Regions from separate parts of the Homo sapiens genome. Here region 1 is linked to region 2. A link is a loop called in an ENCODE intact Hi-C map of the cell type or tissue named here. Cell type or tissue: OCI-LY7. All regions are shown on one strand. Each heading gives the region's core, and the rest is flanking DNA. Links, peaks and the distances in the headings are about the cores only. Region 1 overlaps RABGAP1L (RAB GTPase activating protein 1 like). Region 2 overlaps RABGAP1L (RAB GTPase activating protein 1 like).

Region 1 (12,322 bases), core at 2,099-10,098, 68 kb before region 2:
AGCCTGCATATCCAATTGTGAACTTCCTATCATCATTTGGATGGTTAACATTCAAGATATTTAAACCTGGACTAATACCCCACCTTCTACCCCCAATTTGTTCTTCTCCCACTGTTCATCTTCCATCCAGAAGCTCAAGCCAGAAACCCACAAGTCACCATTGTCTGCTCCCCCAACCAATGCTCAGGCAATCCATCACTAGATTCTATACTGTACGCCTCAAAAATATCTATCTTGTTTTTCTTTTAAACTTCACTGGCAATGCCCAATTCAAGGCATAATCACCTTTCATCAGAACTAGTGCCATAAATTCCAAAGTGGACTCCCCATGTTCATAGTTGCTGTACTAAATCTTTTTGCTATTGGGCAGCCAAAGTAATTTTTTCCAGGATGCAAATCTGACATCATTTTCCTTCCTAACATTTTCCAATTGCTTCCTATTGCACTTAGGATAGAGAAATACTTGGCTCTGCTGGTCCTACAGAATCTAGTCTCTATCTACCTTCCCTTCACTCTCTTTGCCTATATTTTGCAAAAGTGTGGTTTGTCCATCCCAGAAAGTACATAAAACTATCCAAATAGGTACAGAAAGCAAAAGGTGATTATTAGAATTTCATGTTCTGTTTTTAGAATATGAAAATAGTCAGGAAGGACTATTTTTATTTCATCTTTTAAAAAATATTTGTGCTTATTGTAGTACAGGTGGCTAATTTATTTAAAAATGAATATACATATATTGGTGGTATCGGCTCATATGACTTTCATTCACAAGGATCACAATCAAGAGTTTAAAGACAACCGGTCTCTGCTCCAGCCACACAGGACTTCTTCTAGTACCTTTACTACATCATGCCTCCCCTGCCTCAGGCTTCTGCTGGGATGGATCGAGCACATTCACCCTAAAATTCTGATTCAGAAGATCTGAGGTATGATCAGTCACCTTTATCTTTTTTTTAATCTTAATATTTGTGGATACATAGTAATTTAATCTATATATGGGGTACAAGAGATAGTTTGAAACTGGCATGTAATGTGTCATAATCAAATCAGGTAAAATGGGGTAGCGATCCCCTCAAGCATTGATCCTTTGTGTTACAAAGAATCCAGTTACACTCCTTTTTTTTTTTTTTTTTTTTTTTGAGGCAGGGTCTCGCTCTGTGGCTGCGGCTGAAGTGCAGTGCCGCTCACTGTAGCCTCGACCTCCTGGGCTCAAGTGATAGTCCCACCTCTTAGCCTGTAGCTGGGACTACAAGCACCCGCCACCATACCTGGCTAATTTTTTGTATTTTTTGTAAAGACAGGGTCTCGCTATGTTGACCAGGCTGGTCTTGAAACCCTGGGCTCAAGTGATCTGACCTCCTCAGCCTCCCAAAGTGCTGGGATTACAGATGTGAGCCACTGCACCCAGCCCAATTATACTCTTTTAGTTATTTTTAAATGTACAATTAATTATTATTGACTATAGTCATCCTGCTGCGCTATCATACACGAGGTCTTACTCATTCTTTCTCATTTTTTTTTTGTTCAAGTACCTTTATCTTTACAAAGCTACTCAGGCAGTTTTGATATACTGTCCATCTGAAAACCACTGAACTAAACATTAAGCACTAGAAAGGGAGAAGAGACAGGCTAGAGAAGCTTTTATGAATTGGCCTGAGAACACAACCACCACTTCCTAAGGGAATATCCATTCTGAGTTTCAAACAACCAATTTATACATAAATTTTAGGAGAGAAGAAATTTGTAAGATCAGGAAGGACTATTTTAGTGTCCCAAAATATTTCAAGAATCTATTTATATAAGCAGCTTGGATATAAGAATAAAATCAAGTTTTAAAGAAGAGAAAAACCATATTCTTCGAGCACAATTATTTGAACAGCAGTTTCTCTTTGATACTTTATTTGAGGTGGTTTAGAAATTAAACAGGCTGGCTGGGTGCGGTGGCTTACACCTGTAATCCCAGCACTTTGGGAAGCTGAGGCAAGTAGGTCACCTGAGGTCGGGAGTTTGAGACCAGCCTGGCCAACATGGTGGAACCCCATCTCTACTAAAAATACAAAAACATTAGCCAGGCACAGTGGCTCATGCCTATAATCCCAGCTACTCGGGAGGCTGAGGCAGGAGAATCGCTTGAACCCAGGAGGCTGAGGCTGCAGTGAGCCAAGATCGCGGCATTGTACTCCAGCCTGGGTGACAGGAGCGAAACTCCATCTCAACAAAAAAACGAAAGAAAGAAAGAAATTAAACAGGCTTGGCTGGGCATGGTAGCTCACGCCTGTAATCCCATAATCCCAGCACTTTGGGAGGCTGAGGCAGGTGGATCACCTGAGGTCAGGAGTTTGAGAGTTTGAGACCAGCCTGATCAACATGGTGAAACCCTGTCTCTACTAAAAATACAAAAATTAGCTCAGTGAAACTGTCTGAAAAAAAAAAAAAGAAAAAAATTAAACACGCTTGCATTTGAAAACTTTCTCTGCCAAATACTAGCTATATAATTTTATGAGCAATTTACTTAAACCTCTTACTCAGAACTTGAATTGTTTATGTTTTGTAATAGGGTAACACAAACAACTACGATGACCATCTCCTTTAATTGAGCACAAAATGCATGCTGCAGCACTGACCTAAGCACTGAACACATACATACATATATATATACATATATATACACACACACACACACACACACACACACACACACACACACATATATATATATATATATATATATTTTTTTTTTTTTTTTTTGAGATGGAGTCTCGCTCTTTTGCCCAGGCTGGAGTGAAGTGGCATGATCTCGGCTCACTGCAACCTCTGCCCACTGAGTTCAAGCGATTCTCCTGCCTCAGCCTCCCGAGTAACTGGGATTACAAGCGCCTGCCACCACACTTGGCTAATTTTTGTATTTTTAGTAGAGATGGGGTTTTACCATGTTGGCTAGGCTGGTCTCAAACTCCTGACCTCAGGTGATCCACCTGCCTCGGCCTCTCAAAGTGCTAGGATGACAGGCGTGAGCCACAGTGCCCAGCCATCATTTAGCATTTTTTATATTTCTTAAGCCTCACAAAGAAACTGGGTGTTACTATATCCGTTTTATAAATTGAGTAAACCAAGAAAGACTAAGTAACACACACAGGCCCTATAATAATGACAGACCCTATAGGCTTTTGTTTTAAGAGATTGGGTCTCACTATGTTGCCAGGCTGGCTATGAACTCCTGGGCTCAAGAAGTCCTCCTGACTCAACCTCCCAAGTAGCTGGGACTACAGGAACATGCCCCTGCACCCAGCTACCCAAAAGGTCTTTTTGACACCAAAGTTAAAGCCTTAGTCATACACTATGTTACATGACTATCATCTACATTGCCTGTCATCTAGCCAACATGCATAGCTCTCAAACCTAGGACCTTTGATAAGCCTCGTCAGTAGCCTGCAGCAGTTAACTGAGCTAATCAGCTCAAGGATGGAGGTGCTGTTAATGCATAACTGAGAGGTAATGAACCTAAGATATCTGCCACATTACCAGGCATAACGTAGGAGATTAAAAAGAAAAAAGAAAAAGAAAGAATACCTTTACTTTAATCTTTCTGGGCAAGCTAGGAAAAAAAAAAAAGAGAGAGAGAGAGAGACAGATAGCCAAATAGACTCTGGGGTGGTTGAATCAGGAATTTAACTCTAGGAGAAGCCTGCTTAAAATTCCATAAAGTCTTAAGAGGGGGCAGACTGAAAATAATATATTTTTCCTCCTCTCACAGCCTTCTGAAAAAAAAGCATTGAGAGCATAAACCACTCAGAAGATTTATAGCTTAAAGCAGATCACCTTAAGGTACTGGAATCAGTCAGTGCTTAGATGGAACATTTTTTGAGGCCTACATCTTCACTGAGTGCCCTTCTTCTCTATTTCCTATACTTCCTTGTTTCTTTCTGTTCCCACTGCATCCCTTATGGATTTGTACAAATAATGCTGGGTTCTTTTCTTCACCCACATGCAGCAGTTGCTGCTGGATCATAACCATTCCTTCTATTGGTTTTAAAATCTGTTTTTCTCAGATTCCTTACACTTGAAGGAAAAAAAAAAAGGACATTTAGCCTGTTTTTCTTTTAAGCAATAAAAATTCTTCTCTCACTGTATTGATTATTCTCAATGTGGGGCTAAATTATGCAAATTCTGATTCTTTTCCTCTTTGCAAAAATTAAGAAGCAATAATATCAAGTTAGTATACCATGTTGGATGTTTTTTATTTCTTTTGGGGGAGGTGCTCAAAATCCATTGTAAATCTCAAGTAGAAATCCATTTGTAAATAAGTTTTTGGTTAGAAATTTATCACTTAAAAATTTTAGTACAGTATTTGGAGAGTAATGGAATGACTACCAAGCACTAAAAATTGAGACAGTAAGATGGCAAGCATTAAATCTGGTTACATGTTGAATTGTATTGGTGTGATTCCAGGGAGTAGAATAAACAGATATAGTTCCAAAATTGGACCACAGAAAGCTGATACAGCTGTGCATTCAGAGTGAGTTAATTAAACTATTTGAACACAGACAATAAGAGAGGAGAGAAAGAATGATGGGAAAACCAAGTAGGACACTGTTCTCTATTATTATCAAGTGTTAACTTCATTATCATAGTACTGGCCTTTCCACCATAAAATGCTAAGAAACCTGAAGCATTACTTTTATGTCAATTGTCGCTGGCAATTAGATCAAAAGTAAATACATGTCGCTTGCTAAAAATACAAGAGACAGAAGGCTGTAGACATTTATGCTCTAAGAAATTTAATTTGAAACTAATGTATAAGACAACCTGAGTAAATCTGACTTTAGAGAGATTCAACTTTACTATACCAGATTATATGAGAAGAACAAACAGTGGAAAAGAAAAATGGGGAATTTTACTGTATTCATCCATCTATAAAGACAGTAAGTAGAACTGGTTAAAAGTCATCACTAGCAATATTAAATTGCATGAAGATTGCACTGACTTTTTTTTTTTTTTTTTTTTAATTTTTTGAGACAGGGTCTCACTCTGTTGCTCAGGCTGGAGTGCAGTGGTGCAATCACAGCTCACTTCAGCCTTGACTTTCCAGGCTCAAGAAATCCTCTCACCTCAGCCTCCTGAGTAGTTGGGACCACAGGTGTAAGTCACCAAGCCTGGCTGATTTCTTTGTAGAGGTGGGGTTTCACTGTGTTGCCCCAGCTGGTCTTGAACTCCTGGGCTCAAGTGATCTGTACACTTTGGCCTCCCAAAGTGCTGGCATTACAGGTGTAAGCCACTACACCTGGCCTTGAATTGCTATTTTTATACATCAACTTTTTAGCTTGGGAAGAAAAGCTTATCCATACAACTTTGCTTTTTTTTTTTTTTTTTTTTTGAGACAGTCTTGTTCTGTTGCCCAGGCTGGAATGCAGTGGAGTAATCTTGGCTCACTGCAAGCTCCACCTCCTGGGTTCAAGCGATTCTCCGGCCTCAGCCTCCCGAGTAAGTAGCTAGGATTACAGGTGCACACCACCACACCTGGCTAATTTTTTTATACTTTTAGTAGAGACAGGGTTTCGCCATGTTGGCCAGGCTGGTCTTGAACTCTTGACCCCAAGTGATCCGCCCACCTAAGCCTTCCATAGTGCTGGGATTATAGGCGTGAGCCATTGCATCTGGCCACAACTTGGCATTTCTAAAAATGATTTATTCATTCACTCACTCAACAAATATTTATTTACTATTTACTATGTAGCAGGTAAAGCCGTCCTGGAACAAAGGCACAGTCTATCCCCTGGAGGAGTTTACAGTCTGGTGGGGAGAAAGTCTTTTTTTTTGAGATGGAGTCTCGCACTGTCGCGCCGGCTGGAGTGCAGTGGCGTGATCTCGGCTCACTGCAACCTCCACCTCCTGGGTTCAAGGGTTTCTCCTGTCTCAGCCTCCTGAGCAGCTGGGATTACAGGTGCCCGCCACCACATCTGGCTAATTTTGTATTTTTAGTAGAGACCAGGTTTCACCATGTTGGCCAGGCTGGTCTCGAACTCCTGACCTCGTGATCCGCCTACCTCAGCCTCCCAAAGTGCTGGGATTACAGGCATGAGCCACCGCACCCAGCCTGGGATAAAGTCTTAAAAGAAATAATCACAATATAAATAAATACTGTATTTACAAAGTAAGTTAAGTGCTCTGAGGGAGAAGAAAATGTGGAGGGATACTAATACATGGCTCTAATTTTTATTGCTTCTCTGAGGAATGACAATGAAGCTGAGCCTTGAAGAGTAGGTTAGCCAGTGAGGATTAGGGAGAAAGGGTGTTCCAGGCACAGGGAACAATGAGCACAGGATGACCAAGAGCAAGACCGGCTACATAATTTGCAGGCTCAGTGCAAGATAAAAATTGAACACAAAAACTAAGAATTTCAAGCTAGTGATAGAGCATTCAACCAAGTATGAGGACCTATGTGACTGCACAGGTCACACACACATCAAGCCAGTTTTGGAAAAGGATGCATGTTTAAGGGACTTAAGGCCAGTTGCTGGAGCACAGTGAGGAGAGGGATTGCTAGCTGAAGAGTACGAGAGGTACACAGGAACCAGTCCAAGGTGCAGGGCCTCCAGGGACCAACCTCACAGAGGTTCATAGTTTCCCCAAATAGTTAGCAAAGAGCTATTGTGTAAGCAAGGCTGTTATGTAATCATTCTGCTGGGTGCTGAGAGGAAGACAAAGAAGATAGTTTCTGCTTTTAAGGAGCTTACAAATAATTATATAATTTAGGGTAGAATGTGACAGGTTCCACAAGAAAGGTATAAGCACCAATATTTGGGGGCTTCAAGGCATTAAGATTACTCAGTTGGAGGCGGAGAACTGCAAAGCACACAGACAGAAGGACTGCACACTGACTGAAATTAGCATACTTCTGCCTTTGGAGCTATGATTTAACCATATCACTGCAGGAACAGCAAACACATCCAGCACTTCCTATGTGCCAGGCACTGAGTGCTATATGCTTTACATGTATGAATTCATTTTAGCCTCACATCTCTGAAGTAGGTGCTGTTCTATCATCTTCATTTTACAGAAGAAGAACAAAGGCACAGAAAGGTTAAATAGCTTGCCCAAGGCCACACAGCTAGTAAAGTGGGGATTAATTTGAACCCAGGCAGTCTGGGTTTAATATCCTTGCTTTGAACTATTATACTATACTATCATCTTACTAACATTAAATGTTTTATTTTGCTTTGTTTTTTAAATCTGTGTGCTATAATTGCACCTCCTTTACTTTTCTCCTGGTGTACTTGGTTAGTTATATATACTGCTTCAAATTGGCTAGGAAATATAGAACAAGAGAAATAACTGCCCTAAATATTTGTCCTTCTTTATTATCTAGAGCCAGATTTGGCCGAACAGCAGTATGAAATACATTTAGGTATGAGTTTCTGAAAGAAGACAACATAGACAGCACTACTTTCCTCTGCTGTTGACATCAGTCCCAGTGTGTCTTTGCACTAATGGCTAACTAGAGCCATGTAGTTATGGACAATTACTCCTGACTCCCTTAGAACTATGAACAGTGAATTAATGGAACTCTAAGAACTCACACATTGGCTCCCAGTGTCCCTATGACCCAAAGCTGGATCTGTTCCTTACAGAATTGGTAAGTACATGCATGTGCTCATTATAATAAATATCTACTGTGTACAAGACACTATGCCACATGCTATGTGGGATACAAAGAAAGTTATGACACAGTCCTTTCATCAAGAAACTTACAATAAATTTTAAAATTTTATTAATGCCATAACAGAAATATAAGCCTCATTCTATGATGGTGTAGAGGAGAATGAGTTCACAAATCCATCAGGAAATTTAGGATAGACTTTAAGGAAGAGATAGCATGTAAGCATCGTCCTGGAGGGAGGTTTTGCTATTGACCATTCCGAAGTGTCAGGGTTTTGTTTTGTTTTGTTTTGTTTTGTTTTGTTTCGTTTTGGTGGGGGAGGAGGAGGGTATATATCAGTGCCTCCAAAGACTGAAGACAGGCATGGCCATAGGTCTCCTCACTACCTTTCTACCAGGTAGGAAGCATCTTCTGTTAGGTGATAGTCAACAGGCCCGAACAGTGCTCTGCCTCGGGTGACACTGTGCAGGCATTAGGCTACCTGGCTTGCCAGAATCTTATGAGCAATTCATGTGCCAGAGGAACCTGTATGGTATTTCTAATCAATCCAATTTGAAATTATTTCTGACATCCTTTATGCTAACTAGAAAACTCTCTGGTGTAGATTTAAAGATAAGCAGGTTAAATTTACAGTAGTTATCTCCTCATTAGGGTATTTCCAATGCCAAACAACTACCCTTACACTATGTATTCCCTTATCAGTGTTTCAAATGTTAATCACTCACATCCAAGGTGTAGACTAACTAACACGCTGTGTAGACTGGGGTGTTTTAATGTAAATTACAGATTGTATTACAGTAGGATAGGGCTATGAGAGGGGTATAGGGAGGGACAAGAAGTTCCAGATGGAAGGAACAACTTGTTATTGCTTCTATCTTTCCTCATACCTAAAGGAAACTTCTGTAAGCAAAGGCATGGAGCTACAAAATGTGGGCCTACTGAATGTGCTAAGCAGTTCTGTTTGGGTGAGGAGCTAGATGACCTGGCATAAGGTACCTGCAGAGCAGGCCGGAAGGAATACACTGAAGCCAGAATGAAGACTGTCTAGGTTGCTGCCAATCGCTGAAAGCATGAACCTATTTTGGTAGTTGCTAGCTCAGTGACCATATTTTCTGAAATAAAAACCAGGCAGATGGTCTTAACAGATGTTTGCATCCATTCTGGATATGAGAAGCAATTTGGAATATGAAAGAACCTAAAATAATAAAAGTTTTTGGATTGTTTTGGTAGCCAGGCTTATGAGGCAGAATATCTGACGTTAGAACTGTCTTTTAAAAGAAAAATCTTGTCACAATGATGTGAAGAGATCACTGAGGTTTTAAAATAGTAAAAGGATCAAGACTGGTTTTACAAATATGAATCTGGAAATCATGTATATGCTAAAGTAGAAGGGAAGATAAAGAAAAGAAGAAAGGGTTAGGTGCAGTGGCTCACGCTTGTGATTCTAGTATTTTGGGAGGCTGAGATGAAAGGATCACTTGAGCTCAAGAGTTCAAGACCAGCCTGGGCAACAAAGCGAGACCCCATCTCTACAAAAAATTTTAAAAAAAAATTAGCCAGGCATGGTCAGTGGTATGTGCCTGTAGTCCCAGCTACTCCAGAGGCTGAGGCAGAAGAATCCCTTAAGCCCATAAGTTTGAGGTTGCAGTGAGCTATGATTGATCGTGCAACTGCATTCCAGCCTGGGTGACAGAGCAGGATCCTGTCTCAGAAAAAAAAAAAAAAGAAACAAACAAACAAACAAAAGGAGAAAGGTAGCAATTGAAAGGACATTTAGGAAGTTATGAAAATAAATCAGGAGAAAGGGACTTTGTGAAAAAGGTGACAGTAGAAAGGGAAAGGAAACAAGTTTTCCTAGTCATGGGAATCAGTCTATGTCACTCATGTAATAATCACATATGGCTGTTATGAGCTATTCCTGGGGTATGAATTTTCCAAACTCCATTGGGATGCCTTAAGGAAAAAATTCTGCCTTACTTACAGTTGGTATCTACTGCAACCTAACATAAAGCTGAATACTTAGTAGATGCCTAAAGCAGATTTACTCAATTACACATATTCTTACTGTCTCATGATTCAAATGGAATTTGTTAATTAGTTAAATGTTGGAATAAAAGAAACAGATAAAGACTATGCCCATACATTTTCCTCAAGTACGGGTGTTACAGGAAATATGTGATGACACAGAGCTGATAAGTGGAAAAACATAGAAATGCATTTAACATAGGATATTCTTGTTACCTAAATGAGAAAATTGTGATAACCAATTAAATTTGGAAGTTTTCTCTGATATGTTTGACAGAGCCAATAATTACCTCTGTTCTGTGGGGCAATTTCTAAAATAATGCATAAGAATAAGACTATTTGAGAAGACCTTTTATACTATGCAATTGGAGCATTCCCTAAATCAAAACTCATTTCTTTTTTTCTTTTTTTTTTTTTTTGTGAGACAGAGTCTCGCTGTATCACCCAGGCTGGCGCAATCTCAGCTTACTGCAACCTCCGCTTCTTGGGTTCAAGCAATTCTTCTGCCTCAGCCTCCCAAGTAGATGGTAACAGGCACGCACCACCACACCCAGCTAATTTTTGTACTTTTTTAGTAGAGACGGGGTTTCGCCATGTTGGCCAGGCTGGTCTCAAATTCCTCATCTGAAGTGATTTGCCTGCCTCAGTCTCCCAAAGTGCTGGGATTACAGGCATGAGCCACTACACCTGGCCCAAAATTCATTTCTTTAATCTTGGATAGAACAAACATGAGAGGAAAGTTAGAACACCAAGCTTGCTAGATTTTTAACACATAAACAACAGATATATACCTATCAATCAAAGTATGTTCAAGATAATTCTCATTTCAGAAAAAAAGGTAATATCAAACTTTCTAAAAATTGATTTAAAAAAATCGAATCATTTTTTAAGTACAGAGTAAATCAAATGAGAATCTATCTGAAATTAGGCTTGGCCAAACACAAGTAAAGGAAAGACCCTAAGATTAGCTTATTTTGTGTGCCTCTTTAAGGTCCATCTACTGCAGTTTACACATAAACGATTGCTCTTCAAAGTCTGGGGTGGGGTGTTATTTATGTTCCCATTTCTATGGAAACTGTGGGGAGGCATGAAAAATATGGTATGGGAAAATGTGTATTTCAACCCTCACTTCCCTTCTATGCGTCCAGCCCAGCCCTCCTCATTTCCAGGGGAACAGGAGTTGAAAGACCTCTGGCAGCTGAAAGTAAAAGCTCACTAACAGATTGCAGCTGTTTGACTGTCAGCTGAGAACTGCAAATGACAGTTTATCACGGCCGTTAAAATTTTTAAATGATGTTTTCCCTAATAAATCCCCCACTGTAATAATTTACAAGGGGGAAACTGACTATATAACTAGCGCAAGGAAAAACACTCAATGGGATCTTCTGAAGCCGAGTCTGTTGCTGTCTTTCATAATTCCAATGTCTTTGATCATTTTTCAGAGAATGACTGCAATAGGAAACACAGTGAAATCAAAAGTACCCTCATCAACTCACTCTGTCACAAACTTCCTCCAAATGGTGGGTGTGGAAAAAGTACTGGGTAACTAATTAAACTGAGGATGGATGGAGAAAGGGAAAGAGAGGGAGGAAGAATCTAATTTAACATTTAAACACTATTTAATTATATTTTATTACAAGAAACTATGTGAAGATGTCAGCTACCCACAGGGTGGGAACACTAAGCCTGGTGAATGTGGTAAAATCTAGACATAAGCCTTAGCAGAGAAATCTACAGACATACAGTATTGCTATCCAAATCACCTGAATTCAAGTAGTGAGGTATACCTGTATTTCTTTAGTAATTGAAAAGGACAGGCTGGAATTTGCTAAATATTACCCATTTCCCCTCTACATCCAAGGGCTTTGGAATACATATGTAAAATTATTTATAGATGGAAATCTGTGTTATATGCTTTTAGCTCAAGGGAAATATACTCATTAATAACCTGAAATGTGACAGGCACGGTGGCTCATGCCTGTAATCCTAGCACTTTGGGAGGCTGAGGCGGGCAGATCACGAGGTCAGGAGTTTGAGACCAGCCTGACCAACATGATGAAACCCCATCTCTACTAAAATACAAAAAAAAGAAAGAAAAAAAAATTAGCTGGGCTTGGTGGCGGGCGCCTGTAATCCCAGCTACTTGGGAGGCTGAGGCAGGAGAATCACTTGAACCCGGGAGGTGAAGGTTGCAGGGAGCTGAGATCGTGCCACTGCACTCCAGCCTGGGTGATAAAGCAAGACTCCATCTCAAACAAACAAACAAACAACAAAACAAAACAAACCAGCACCAAGCACTGTAATACATTTATGACAGTTTCTAACTGCAAGATATATATATATATATTTAATGAAGTATTGCTATTTAAAAATTAATCTTGGGCTGGATGCGGTGGCTCATGCCTGTAATCCCAGCACTTTGGGAGGCCGAGGCAGGTGGATCGCCTGAGGTTAGGAGTTTGAGACCAGCCTGGCCAACATGGTGAAACCCCATCTCTACTAAAAATGAAAAAAATCAGCGGGGTGTGGTGGCGGGCACCTATTATCCCAGCTACTTGTGAGGCTGAGGCAAGGAAATTGCCTGAACCAGGGAGGCAGAGGTTGCAGTGAGTCGAGATCACACCATTGCACTCCAGCCTG
Region 2 (12,322 bases), core at 2,425-10,424:
GCAGAAGAATTGCTTGAACCCAGGAGGCGAAGGTTGCAATGATCCCAAATCGTGCCACTGTACTCCAGCCTAGGTGACAGAGCGAGACTCCATATTTAAAAAAAAAAAAAAAAAAAAAAAAGCAAATGATATATATTTTTATCTTGCACAATTTTAGAATAACTTTTCCAGATGAACCAAACCCAAATATTACCTCCAAAAGACGATTTTAAATTTCAAATCTGATAAAACTAAATATCTTCAGAAAGTTTTATAATACCCCAAGATCTGCATTATTTAAAAGTTTGATATATAAAACAATATTATGTGTTTCTATCAGAACTCCAAGGCTTTTCCATATTAGTCAACAAATTCTATTTAAAAATGAGCTACAGGGTTAGGAGTGGGAATTCCCTTTGGTGCAGCTAGGGTTGCATTGAGCCATAATATACACACAATCTACAAATGGAAGAGTGTTTCCTGATAAGCACATTTATATTAATTCATTCATTTTTTTCTCCCTCCCAGTCTCTTATGTGCCTGCGTCCATACACATACAAACACACAACGTCCTATACTTATTGAGCATAGGATGTTCCCTATGACTTGGTCACTGTCCACCTCTTCAGCCATCACTGTCCTCTATACTCTGCTGCTTCACATCTCTGTATTTGTTTCTTTTCTCCTTTGGCCTAGAAAACTCCTGTTAGTTTTTGAAGACTCAGCTCAGACCTCTTAAGAGGCTCTTGGCTGGGTGTGATGGTTCATACATGTAATCCCACCACTCTGGGAGGCTGAGGTGGGAGGATTGCTGGAGCCCAAGAGTTCAAAACCAGCTTGGGCAACATAGCAAGACCCTACCTCTTTAAAAAAAAATTAGCCGGGGGCAGTGATGTGCACTTGTAGTCCCAGCTACTCAGGAGAGGCTGAGGTGGGAAGACTGCTTGAGCCCAGGACTTTGAGGCTGCAGTGAGCTATGATCACACCACTGCACTCAGGCCTTGGTGACATGGTGAGACCTTGTCTCAAAAAAGGAAGAGAGGCAGGGAGGAAGGAAGAGAGGGAGGGAGGGAGGGAGAAAGAAGGAAAGAAAGAAAAGAAAAAAAAAGAGAATTCTGTTTATTTATGATGGTCCTCTCAAGATCCTCTTTTTTTTTTCTGTAGAGATGAGGTCTCTCTATGTTGCCTACGCTGGTCTTGAATTCCTGGGTTCAAGGAATCCTCTTCCTCTTGCATTGGCCTCCCAAAGTGTTGAGATTACAGGCATGAGTCACAGCACGTGGCCATATTCTGAATTCTCTGGATAAGCTTTCATGTTGGAATATTGTAAAATCAATGACTAAAATAAAATTTAAAGATTATCTACAACCGTGGATTATCCTATCCTGATTCAGTTATAGTGTATATTGTAGTTAACTAGGGGGTTGGCAATAATCTTCATATAATATATGTAATTATAAAAACATAAATTATGTATATTATACAAGGAAAGCATGCAACAGGTCAGATGTTTCTCTATTAACACTTCCAGAAAGATATTATGGTGTTTTTTTTTCCTTTTTTTTTTTTTGAGACAGAGTCTTGCTCTGTCTCAGCTCACCGTGACATCCACCTCCTGGGTTCAAGCATTTCTCATGCCTCAGTCTCCTGAGTAGCTGAGATTATGGGCATGCGCCACTATGCCTGGCTGATCTTTGTTATTTTTAGTAGAGACAAGGTTTCACCATGTTGGCCAGGTTGGTCTTGAACTCCTGGCCTCAAGTGATCTGCCTGCTTCAGCCTCCCGAAGTGCTGGGACTACAGGAGTGGTCCACCACACCTGGCTGAGTATATTACAGTTTTATTGATTATATTACAGTTTTATATCTGTTTTGCTTTTTGCAAATCTTTTTGCTTTTTTTTGTCTTCCAGCTGATTCTTTTAAACTGCATCTCTACAAAAGTGGAGAGAATATAATGAATCACTATGTATTAATACTTATCACCCAGTTTCAATAATTATCAACACATAATCTACTGGTTCATTTTGAATCTCTGCAGACATTTCATCCAAAACTATTCAATATATATCTCTAAATGACCATTTAAAAAAATCATAGTATCAGCCGGGTGCAGTGGCTCACACCTGCAATCCCAGCACTTTGGGAGGCCAAGGTGGGTGGATCATGAGGTCAGAAGTTTGAGACCATCCTGGCCAACATGATGAAATACCGTCTCTACTAAAAATACAAAAAAAAAGGCTGTGCACCGTGACTCACGCCTGTAATCCCAGCACTTTGGGAGGCCGAGGCGGGTAGATCACAAGATCAAGAGCTTGAGCCCACCCTGGCCAACATGGTGAAACCCTGTCTCTACTAAAATACAAAAATTAGCTGGGCATGGTGGTGTGCACCTGTAGTCCCAGCTACTTGGGAGGCTGAAGCAGGAGAATCACTTGAACATGGGAGGCGGAGGTTGCAGTGATCTGAGATCGTGCCATTGCACTCCAGCCTGGGAAACAGAGCGAGACTCCATCTTAAAAAAAAAAAAAAAAAACAGCCAGGCGTGTTGGCAGGTGCCTGTAGTCCCAGCTACTCAGGAGGCTGAGGCAGGAGAATCACTTGAACCTGAGAAGGCGGAGGTTGCAGTGAGCTGAAATCGTGTCACTGTACTCCAGCTTGGGCAACAAGAGGGAGACTCCATGTCAAAAAAAAAAAAAAAAAAAAAAAAACAATGCACAAAAAATTACATAATTCTCTTAATATCATTATTAAATACCTAATGAGTGGTCAAATTCAAATTTTTCTCAATTATCTTACAGTTCTTTTTATACTTTGTTCAAATTAGCATTTAAACAACGTTGATTTATTGCATCTGGTTGATATAACCCTTAAGTCTTTTAAAATCAATCTATAGCTTTCTCCTTTATTTTTTTATTTTTATTTTTTGTAATTTGTTGTTTCAAGAAATAGCCATGTTTTTAAGGTTCCTGTGCCTTAAAATAGAGAAGTAGGTCTTCATATTAGTTAGGTTTAAATGTTATGATATACTCTTTCATTCTGTTGTTTGTGATGAGTCATATTAAATATAATAAGAAGTTACTACAATTGTAGTTAAAAAGTTGATTTTGGGGGCCGGGCGTGGTGGCTTATGCCTGTAATCCCAGCACTTTGGGAGGTGAGGCAGGCGGATCACCTGAGGTCAGGAGTTTGAGACCAGCCTGACCAACATGGAGAAACCCCATCTCTACTAAAAATACAAAATTAGCCAGGCATGGTGGCGCATGCCTGTAATCCCAGCTACTAGGGAGGCTGAGACAGGAGAGTTGCTTGAACCCAGGAGGCAACGGCTGCGGTGAGCCAAGAACATGCCATTGCACTCCAACCTGGGCAATAGGAGCGAAACTCCATCTCAAAAAAAAGTTGGTTTCAGAGGTATAGATCGTTGATATCTTAAACTCAATAGCCATTATAATGATGACATCTAAGAGAAGAAACAATAAACACTTGCAAGAACTTCCGTTTTTGATTATGCCAGGACATGCACACACACTAAGATCCTGAGAGAATGGCAAATTTTTTTTACAAATATTAAAGCCAAACTAAAATTGTACTGTTATTTTCCTAATAGTTCTTCTTAGTAATAATTTAAGACCCTGAAAGTTACCTGATGTTTAGGTAGCTCAATTCTCAGATGATGTTATTACTCACTGGTAGAAACGTTACACTTCTATGAGCCTCAATTGTATGCTATGTAAATATAACTAGCCCCTACCTGATAATTATATACATATTTACAAGGCAGAAACTTAAGACAAAGTGATATTTGGCACTCTAAAATTCCTCTCAACCTCATTATATATGAAAGCATCAGCCTAACATTTTAAGTGTGCTACTGTTATATGAGTGTTTAATTATGTAAATAAATCTTTGAAAACCTGTAGACATAACACAAAGCCAACAGCAAGTTATGCCTCAGTTGCTACAGGAGTATAGATATCATGTTAGAAAAGAAAATACAGAACCAGAGTAGTGTGCAAGGCACCACCTACCATAGACCTGGGCTTGCTGATGGCCACCAGACTAGTGAGGAAGTCTTCATCGTGCAGCTGGCTGAAAACATGGGCGTCATAGGCTACCATAATGGAGATTTCTTCCATCATCTTGCCAGCTGGCCTTTCCACAGCAGCAGCTGCTGTCCCAGCTCCAGACCAGACTATCCAAGGAAAAATCCTACTGCAGCTCAGTGCCAGTGTACACACCCACCTGAGTTCGAGGGGGTGGAGTGTCAAAAATCCAGAAAGAAAGAAAGAGAAAGAAAAAAAAAGCGGCTGCTATCACAGGCTTGGCTAGCAATTCACCCCCAGTAGGAAACTAAAAGAGGTTTCTTATCTATGCAGGAAGTATACACTATAAACACCTTCTGCATTTATAACAGAGAAGCTGGAAAATTCAATTTTTGGAAACCTTTAAACTTCAAAAAAGAAATAAAGTTTCCTAACTAGAAATATCCTATAGCAATAACAACAACAAAAAAAACTGATTTGTGTTATGTTCTTGGTAATTAAAAATTTTCATAATAGCTCATCTTCTTACTGCAGTATTATTACATGAAGATTGTTCTTGGAGAAGAAGTAAATTTTCTTAGTGTTCTTAACGCTTATTTTTTCGTAATCTTAGAAAATAAACAGATGAAAACCATTTTAATTTCTCAGAATTTAAAGAATTCATAGTACAAGTGATCTCCTGAAGTCTGAAAAAAAAAATTTTCCCCTCTGAGTATTTCTGTTAAAGAAAAAAATGCCAAAACATAAAAATGAAACAGGGACAGCGATATCAATTAATAATCATTACTCCCTTTTCCTACTAAAAAAAATAAGTATTTTAAGCATAGTTTTGTGTTGTTATTCAGAAAGCAATACAAGAGTCTCATTTATAAACTGGTTGTTTTGCTCCCATAGATAAAAGTTCTCTTCATCTTTTATCTTTAAGGCTAGGGGTTTCTTTTAATTATTCAAATCAGTAGATAGCCATTAACTGTTGGTAGCTTAACCACCAGTAGTGCTTTTTAAATTACAGCTGGAGACCATAAATGAACTGCCATATTTCCAGATGAAAAGTTTGAAAGTTGCCCATAATCACCATTACAAAGTTGCTTGATCAGGAAATATAATGTATACTAATTTCATGGAAAAAGGATTAAGCAAATAAAAATAAGGGGAAGACAGATAAGGCTTCTCTGAAGTTGTTTTTCAATATTCCTAATTAAGCTAGTATCTTCCCTGCTTTTTCTAGATCATGACACTGCAGTACTTACTATGAGAAATATTCTTTGTTAGAACTAGAAATTAATTTGGCAAGTTCGTCTAAAATCAAAAGAAATAAGTTGAAATAAAACATTTCAACCAGTTGAAATGTTTAGTCTTCATTACCAATAGCAGGATTATGTTACCTAAATTTGTTTGCTTTTCAGAAAACAAAACTCAGAATGAGATCTATAGTGTTATTTTCCCATGTTTTCCAAAAGTATTTTTTTCATCTACATTAACATGATTACTTGTATAACACCTTGTCCCATTTAAATGTAATTAGTAGAGTTTTACAACTGCTATAGCATTCTAGCTTATAAGAGCGAGCACAAGGAAGGAGGGAAAAGCACCTGATTGCTAGGAAACAAGCAAATCTAATAAGCTTATTTAAACAAAAAAATGCAATATTTTAAATAAATCCACAAGATTAAAACAGCTTCAAACTGTGTTTGACCCTTGTTGGAGTCAGTAAAGCATTTTTACTTCATTTTTGTTCTACAGTGCTGCTTTGTCTGTTAAGCATTATTTTCGTTAACATTTTTTTCCTGCACATTTATCCTGACTCTGACTAACCAGGTAAAAATTAAATGATAATCAGGAGACAAGGCATTATAAGGTGTCCAGGCAGTTCATACCTTTTAAACTCCTTATCTTTTCAGAAGTACTTTAAAAGATACTGTGAACCTCTTCATGCATTCACCAGCACCAGAAGATTTCAGATTATCTTGCAACATTTTCTAGATGTGAAAGCAATTCCTCTTGCTTTCATATTTTTCTTTGCTATTCAGTGACTCAGAGCTTCCACACATGGATATCTGAATAAGGTGCACTGACAAAGACACCTGTTGTGGAAGGTAAAGAAAGTACTTCCCACAATGCCTTACTCCCTGCTGGCAACCACCCAGGGGCAAACAAGAGTTATAACCGCAGTTCAGCAGCGCCTATGCACCCTGGGAGAGTGCATTCAGCGTAACCATAGGTAATCTTCTTGGTTACGAAGAACCCTTATAACCCAAAAGAAAAGGACCAGAAAAAACAATTTTAAATAGCACCTAGAGGTGCTGTACATTAAACTCATAAAACATTTACGGCATCAGGCTATAAGCATGCAAAAACATTTTTAGAAAAATAATCAAAGGCTTTAAAAATAGTTTAAGTTTACATACACAGAAACTAATAACTTCAAATAATTCAGTCCTTTTAGAATTCTACACAGGTTCTTAGATAAATGTTTTAAAAAGCTTCTATAATTTATAACCTTCAACAGATTGTTCTAATTAGCCACAGTGACTAGAATTATTAATAACATGTCATTTCTAAACCCAAGTGGTCCTCTATTGTAGCTGCAGTGCACAGATTTTCTTGAGCAGGGACACTCTAAGTTTGATTTGCAATCTTCACCTTTTGTCACCCTTAAAATGTTCCTTAAAGTTTACTTTACTTTTCAGAGTCTGGGAAGGAAAAATTCAAGGTTTCGTTTCCCCTTATTAAGTGTACTATATTTGTGGTTCCAACGAAAAACATACTCTTTGAAAACTGATGATTAGAGAAACTGTCACTCTACCGTCATTTTCTCCGGTCTCAGAAATAACAGCTACACCAATACCCTCCAAAACTTCAGAAGCTATTGTACACAGTCCTGTCTACGAACTCCTGTTTTACCATCCCCCCAACCCATTGATTCCCTGGGTTGTTTACACCTGAGTGTCTGCAGTTATCGCCTTCACACCACGCAACTGCATTGGAAAAAAAAAAAAAAAAAAAAAAAAAGGCAGTGGTGTGGAGAATTACCTGAGATCAAGGGCTGTGGTGTGGACAATACCATTTGAAGCTAAAACTTACCAGGAGAAGAGTATCAAAACAGGCAACAGAAACCAGCCACACTCCCGGTAACCAAATAGATGGTCCTCAGTTCAAGCAGGAACTAGCTAGCTGTCCGTCCCCGGGCAAGTCATTTAACTTCGCTAGGTTTCAGTTTCCTCATGGTCATGTAAATTGAGAGGGAGAGAATAGATTCCTGGTTTCCACATGGGTATAGAAAGTCAAAAGCAATGTGTCCTATTCCTATTTCCTCCTATCAAATAGGTTTATTTGATAGAAGATATCAAATAGGTTTATTTGATAGAAATAGGTTTATTTGATAGAACCTATCGAATAGGTTTATTAGGTTTATAAACCCTTTCTGGATCTTATTAAGAAAATGTTTATGAATAAAATATCTCCAATGATTTTTAAATGTTGTTCTGAGATTTTACACTGAAAGAGTATTCCATACTAGTAGCTAATTTTGTCCCAACAGTCATCCTCCTAGAACTGTTCTTTTTAACAAAAGCATACCTGGGTCATACTATGAGTCAAATAAACCATCTATTCTCAAGTGTCAAATTTAGAGACAGCCGAAACAAAAATCAAGAAAAGCTTGAATAAGAAGTGGCTATTTTTCTATTGTGTTCTCTCCAATGCAGCAAAGTAGTTGCATTATGGGAGTAGCATTTTTTTATACATCAGTCAAAGCAGCAAGTATAAAAATTATCTCACCTCACCGGGCGCAGTGGCTCACACCTGTAATCCCAGCACTTTAGGAGGACGAGGTGCGTGGATCACAAGGTCAGGAGTTCGAGACCAGCCTGGCCAATATGGTGAAACCCCACCTCTACTAAAAATACAAAAATTAGCCAGGCGTGGTGGCGCGCGCCTGTAGACCCAGCTACTCAGGAGGCTGAAGCAGAATCACTTGAACCCGGGAGGCAGGGGTTGCAGTGAGCCAAGATTGTGCCACTGCACTCCAGCCTGGGCGACAGAGGGAGAATTCCATCTCGGAAAAAAAAAAAAAAAAAATTATCTCAACTCAGGAGAGTAGCAGTCAAGACCTTTTTCCTATATCTCATATTCTACTTGTTGAATATTCTCATCACGTCACCCATAAAATCAAGATCAGACAGAAAGAAAGACAAAACAACTACAAGAGAAATATGGCTTAGGCCAGGCACGGTGGCTCATGCCTGTAATCCCAGCACTTTTGGAGGCCGAGGCGGGTGGATCACGAGGTCAGGAGTTGGAGACCAGCCTGGCCAACATGGTGAAACCCCGTCTCTAATAAAAATACAAAAAAATTAGCCGGGCATGGTGGTGTGTGCCTGTAGTCCCAGCTACCCTGGAGGCTGAGGCAGGAGAATCGCTTGAACCCAGGAGGCAGAGGTTGCAGTGAGCCGAGATTGCACCACTGCACTCCAGCCTGGGCGACAGAGCAAAACTCTGTCTCAAAGAAATAAAAAAAGGAAATATGGTTTAGAGGGCAGAAAGGTCTTCTGCAACCCCCATATAGATGGGTAGCACCCTGGAGAAACTGTTCCTCCTGCATGACTGGCCCTCCTCTAATCTTTCATGAACATTCTTCCAGATGTTCCTAGGTAACTCTATGCAAACATTCACAAAGTATACATGACTCAATGTTAAGGATCTCCAAAATGACAAAATGTTCACAGTGTTCACAGTGAGATAAATAACTATAAGAAAGGCTGGTTGTGGTGGCTCACACTCATAATCCCGGGAGGCTGAGGGAGGAGGACTGCTTGAGCCCAGTATTATAAAACCAGCCTGGGCAACATAGTGAGACTACATCTTTACAAAAAATTGAAAAATCAGCCAGGCATGGTAGCAAGTTCCTGTAGTCTCAGCTATTTGCGGGGAACCCAGGAGGTTCAGGCTACAGTGAACTGCAATTGTGCCACTACACTCCAGCCTGGGTGACAGAATAAGATGCTGCCTCTTAAAAAAAAAAAAAATAGAACTATAAGAAAGATAAAATTCTATAAATACATTCTTAATTACAGAAAATCAATATTCCAAGCAGGTTTCTATCTACTCTTAGCAGTGTACATTACAAAGCCCATGTGCTCTAAGTGAGGTAACAAAAGAGAAAATATGAATGAGAAACCATAGAAATATCAGAAGAAAGCTTTTCAGAATTTGTATTTCAGAATAGTCTAGTAACACCTACTGAGTTTTTACAATGGGAAAAGAACAAGTAAAAGATAAGTAAACTTGTTCTCTTTAAAATTATGCAAAGGTAAATAAAGAACACCATTATTCTTGTGTTGAATACCAGCCATTCAGCTCATTATCCTTCCTATCTCTCCTAGCAGTTGCTAGGAAAATTCAAAACCTCAGAAAACAGATTGTTCAAAAAAAGAAAAAAAAAACCTAGCATTAAACTAAAAAAAGAAAAACCAGTGGGACATAAATACTTGCTTAACAGGTATGCTGGGTATCTTGCTGCCTCATTTGCAACTCACCACAAAGAATGAGGGTGAGGTAGATTCCAGACTATGAAAGAATAGATGCAACTCTTTAACAATTCAGCTTTTTACCTCATTTGAAACTAAAATCCACCGCCATCACATTCACATTAAATTTTACCTAACCAAAAGTAAATGTTTCAAGTGCTTGTAAGCATTCACCGATATTTGTTATCACTCAAAATGAAGAGTTTCATACTTACCTGAAAACATGAGTAATGCTTCACTTTGTCTCATTTTGAGCAGAGTGCACAACTGAATTCTAATTACAAATAACGATACATTAATTTCTAAAGCATTCAAATAATTATTTAAAACATTTCACTAACAATCAAATGAAATGAAATCATTTCACATGATATTCGTTTTTTCATAAGATCAGAGGGTAGGTTTAGGGAACAGCAATAGGATTTCATGCAAGTGCCCATTTCTCTCAAGTTTTTCTCCCAGCCTGGATAACTCCCTTTCCAATGGGACCTCACATGCCTGCATTATGTTATATACTGGCAGTTTACAGCAGGGCACTTGGTTAAATCCTGCAGTTAAAACCTGCAGTTAAAACTTGACAAGTTTGATGGTATGTGAATTAAATCTTTATTTATTTTAAAAAAGCAACTCAGGCCAGGTGTGGTGGCTCATGCCTGTAATCTCAGCACTTTGGGAGGCCAAGGCAGGCAGATCACGCTGTCAGGAGTTCGAGACCAGCTTGGCCAACGTGGTGAAACCCCGTCCCTACTAAAAGTATAAAAATTATCTAGGCGTGGTGGCATATGCCTGTAATCCCAGCTACTCAGCAGCCTGAGGCAGGAGAATCAGCTGAGATCGCGCCACTGCACTCCAGCCTAGGTGACACAGCAAGACTCTGTTTCAAAACAAAAAACAAACAAACAAACAAACAAAAAACTCAACATTTACTAAATGCTTATAATGTGCATAAGGGGGATTACAGATTTTGTAATCTAGTAATACAAATAATCTATAACAATGAATATTTACTAAAAATGTTATAATAGGCCGGGCGTGGTGGCTCATGCCTGTAATCCCAGCACTTTGGGAGGCCGAGGTGGGTGGATCACGAGGTCAGGAGATCGAGACCATCCTGGCTAACACGGTGAAACCCCATCTCTACTAAAAATATAAAAAAAATTAGCCGGGTGTTGTGGCAGGCGCCTGTAGTCCCAGCTACTCAGGAGGCTGAGGCAGGAGAATGGCGTGAGCCTGGAAGGTGGAGCTTGCAGTAAGCTAAGATCGCACCACTGCACTCCAGCCTGGGCAACAGAGCGAGACTCCATCTCAAAAAAAAAAAAAAAGAAGTTATAATAGTGGCAGCTAATATTTAATAAGTATTCACTATGTCCTAAACACAAAATCTCATTTCATCTTCACTGTAAATCAATAAACTAGATACCATAATTATTCCTTTTTTGTAGATAATTAAAATATGGAGAAGTTTTGTGATTTGACTCGATACCTACAGCTAGAAATAGAGCTGCTAGGATTAAAAAACAGGTGTGTCTGTTTCTAGTGTGCAAGCTAAAGGATAAGGAAGTAGGCAAACATATACCAGAATTAGCCATGTGCCAAACACTGCTGTTTCTCAAACACTGATGTCTCCTTCACACACATACATAGGTTACAGACTATAAAAAAAGCTATGTCTGTCATGTAATACAATAATTAGTGATATAGGACTGTAATAGAATGAAGTCCCTCTGCAGATGGGGAAGCCTTCATGGAAAAGATGGATTGAATTTAGATAGGCAAAGTGAAATAATTTTTTACAGGGAAAAAATAATTTAGAATGACCAGAGTGGTAAACTGATACTGGACACAGCAGAAGTTACAAAGGCAGATTTAAATTAGCCTATGGTAATTTGCAAATATCAGGTCAACAAATTAGGCCAAAGCCAGTCATTGAAGATTACTAAATTCCTGCCTTTCTAGCTTCCATTTATGCCATTAGAGAAAGGAAGTGTGGGCTCCAGAATTTAGAATAACCTGGTTTGATACTGGGCTCCACCACTCACTGGCTATGTGACTGTCTTAGTCTGTTTGGGCTGCTACTAGAATAAAATACCATAGACTGGATAACTTATACACAACAGAAATTTATTTATCACATTTCTGGAGTGTGGAAGATGAAGGTGCTGGCAGATTTGGTGTCTGGTGGGAGCGTGTTTTCTAGTCACAGGCAGAGGTCTTCTCTCTGTGTCCTTACATGGTAGAATGAGGAAGGGGTCTCCTTGGAGTTTTTTTTATAAGGGCACTAATCTCATTCAAGAGAACTTAACCCGCATGATCTAATCACCAGTCAAAGATCCCGTCTCTTAATATCGTCACATTTGGGTATTTCAACATGTGAATTTTGGGGGGACACAAACATTCAGTCTATAGCAGTGACAATGAGCAAATTACATAAGTTGTCTCACTCCTTGGTTTTCTCATCTGTATTAGTCCGTTTTCACACTGCTACGAAGAAAAACCCCAAGACTGGGTAATTCATAAAGGAAAGAGTTTTAATTGACTCACAGTTCTACATGGCTGGAGAGGCCTTGGGAAACTTACAATCATGGCGGAAGGTGAAGGGGAAGCAAGGACCTTCTTCACATGGCGGCAGGAGAGAGAAGGGAAAGCAGGGGAAATGCCAGATGCTTATAAAACCATCAGATCTTGTGAGAACTCACTCAGGATCACAAGAACAGCATGGTGGATGCTGTTCCACTCACCTCCCATGATCCACTCCCCCATGATCCACTCAC

The links. A loop is a pair of places that touch in the nucleus more often than their neighbours do. Peaks named below come from ENCODE experiments on the same cell type or tissue, not always from the same donor. Only the 100,000 strongest peaks of a DNase experiment are listed, where the experiment ranks them.
Region 1: it touches region 2 in a loop (2.2-fold over the local background); 3 of 110 quality-filtered maps call a loop at or near these places.

The regions. Positions count from the first base shown.
Region 1 is chr1:174,937,327-174,949,648 of GRCh38, reverse strand. All of the region lies in intron 19 of RABGAP1L (RAB GTPase activating protein 1 like), which reads right to left. It overlaps RABGAP1L-AS1 (RABGAP1L antisense RNA 1), which reads left to right. Exons shown (of 6, transcript NR_121196.1): 2 at 773-926; 3 at 3,755-3,825; 4 at 11,125-11,202. Among named protein-coding and RNA genes, the nearest start is that of RABGAP1L-AS1, 11 kb to the left of the region's middle. In OCI-LY7, for the core only: no CTCF peak of the experiment used is centred there; DNase peaks (open chromatin) are centred at 5,158 and 6,608; H3K4me3 peaks cover 1,423 bases; H3K27ac peaks cover 2,485 bases.
Region 2 is chr1:174,869,292-174,881,613 of GRCh38, reverse strand. All of the region lies in intron 19 of RABGAP1L (RAB GTPase activating protein 1 like), which reads right to left. Among named protein-coding and RNA genes, the nearest start is that of RABGAP1L-AS1, 79 kb to the left of the region's middle. In OCI-LY7, for the core only: a CTCF peak has its summit at 6,514; DNase peaks (open chromatin) are centred at 4,063, 6,163, 7,193, 8,923 and 1 weaker place; H3K4me3 peaks cover 6,800 bases; H3K27ac peaks cover 7,324 bases.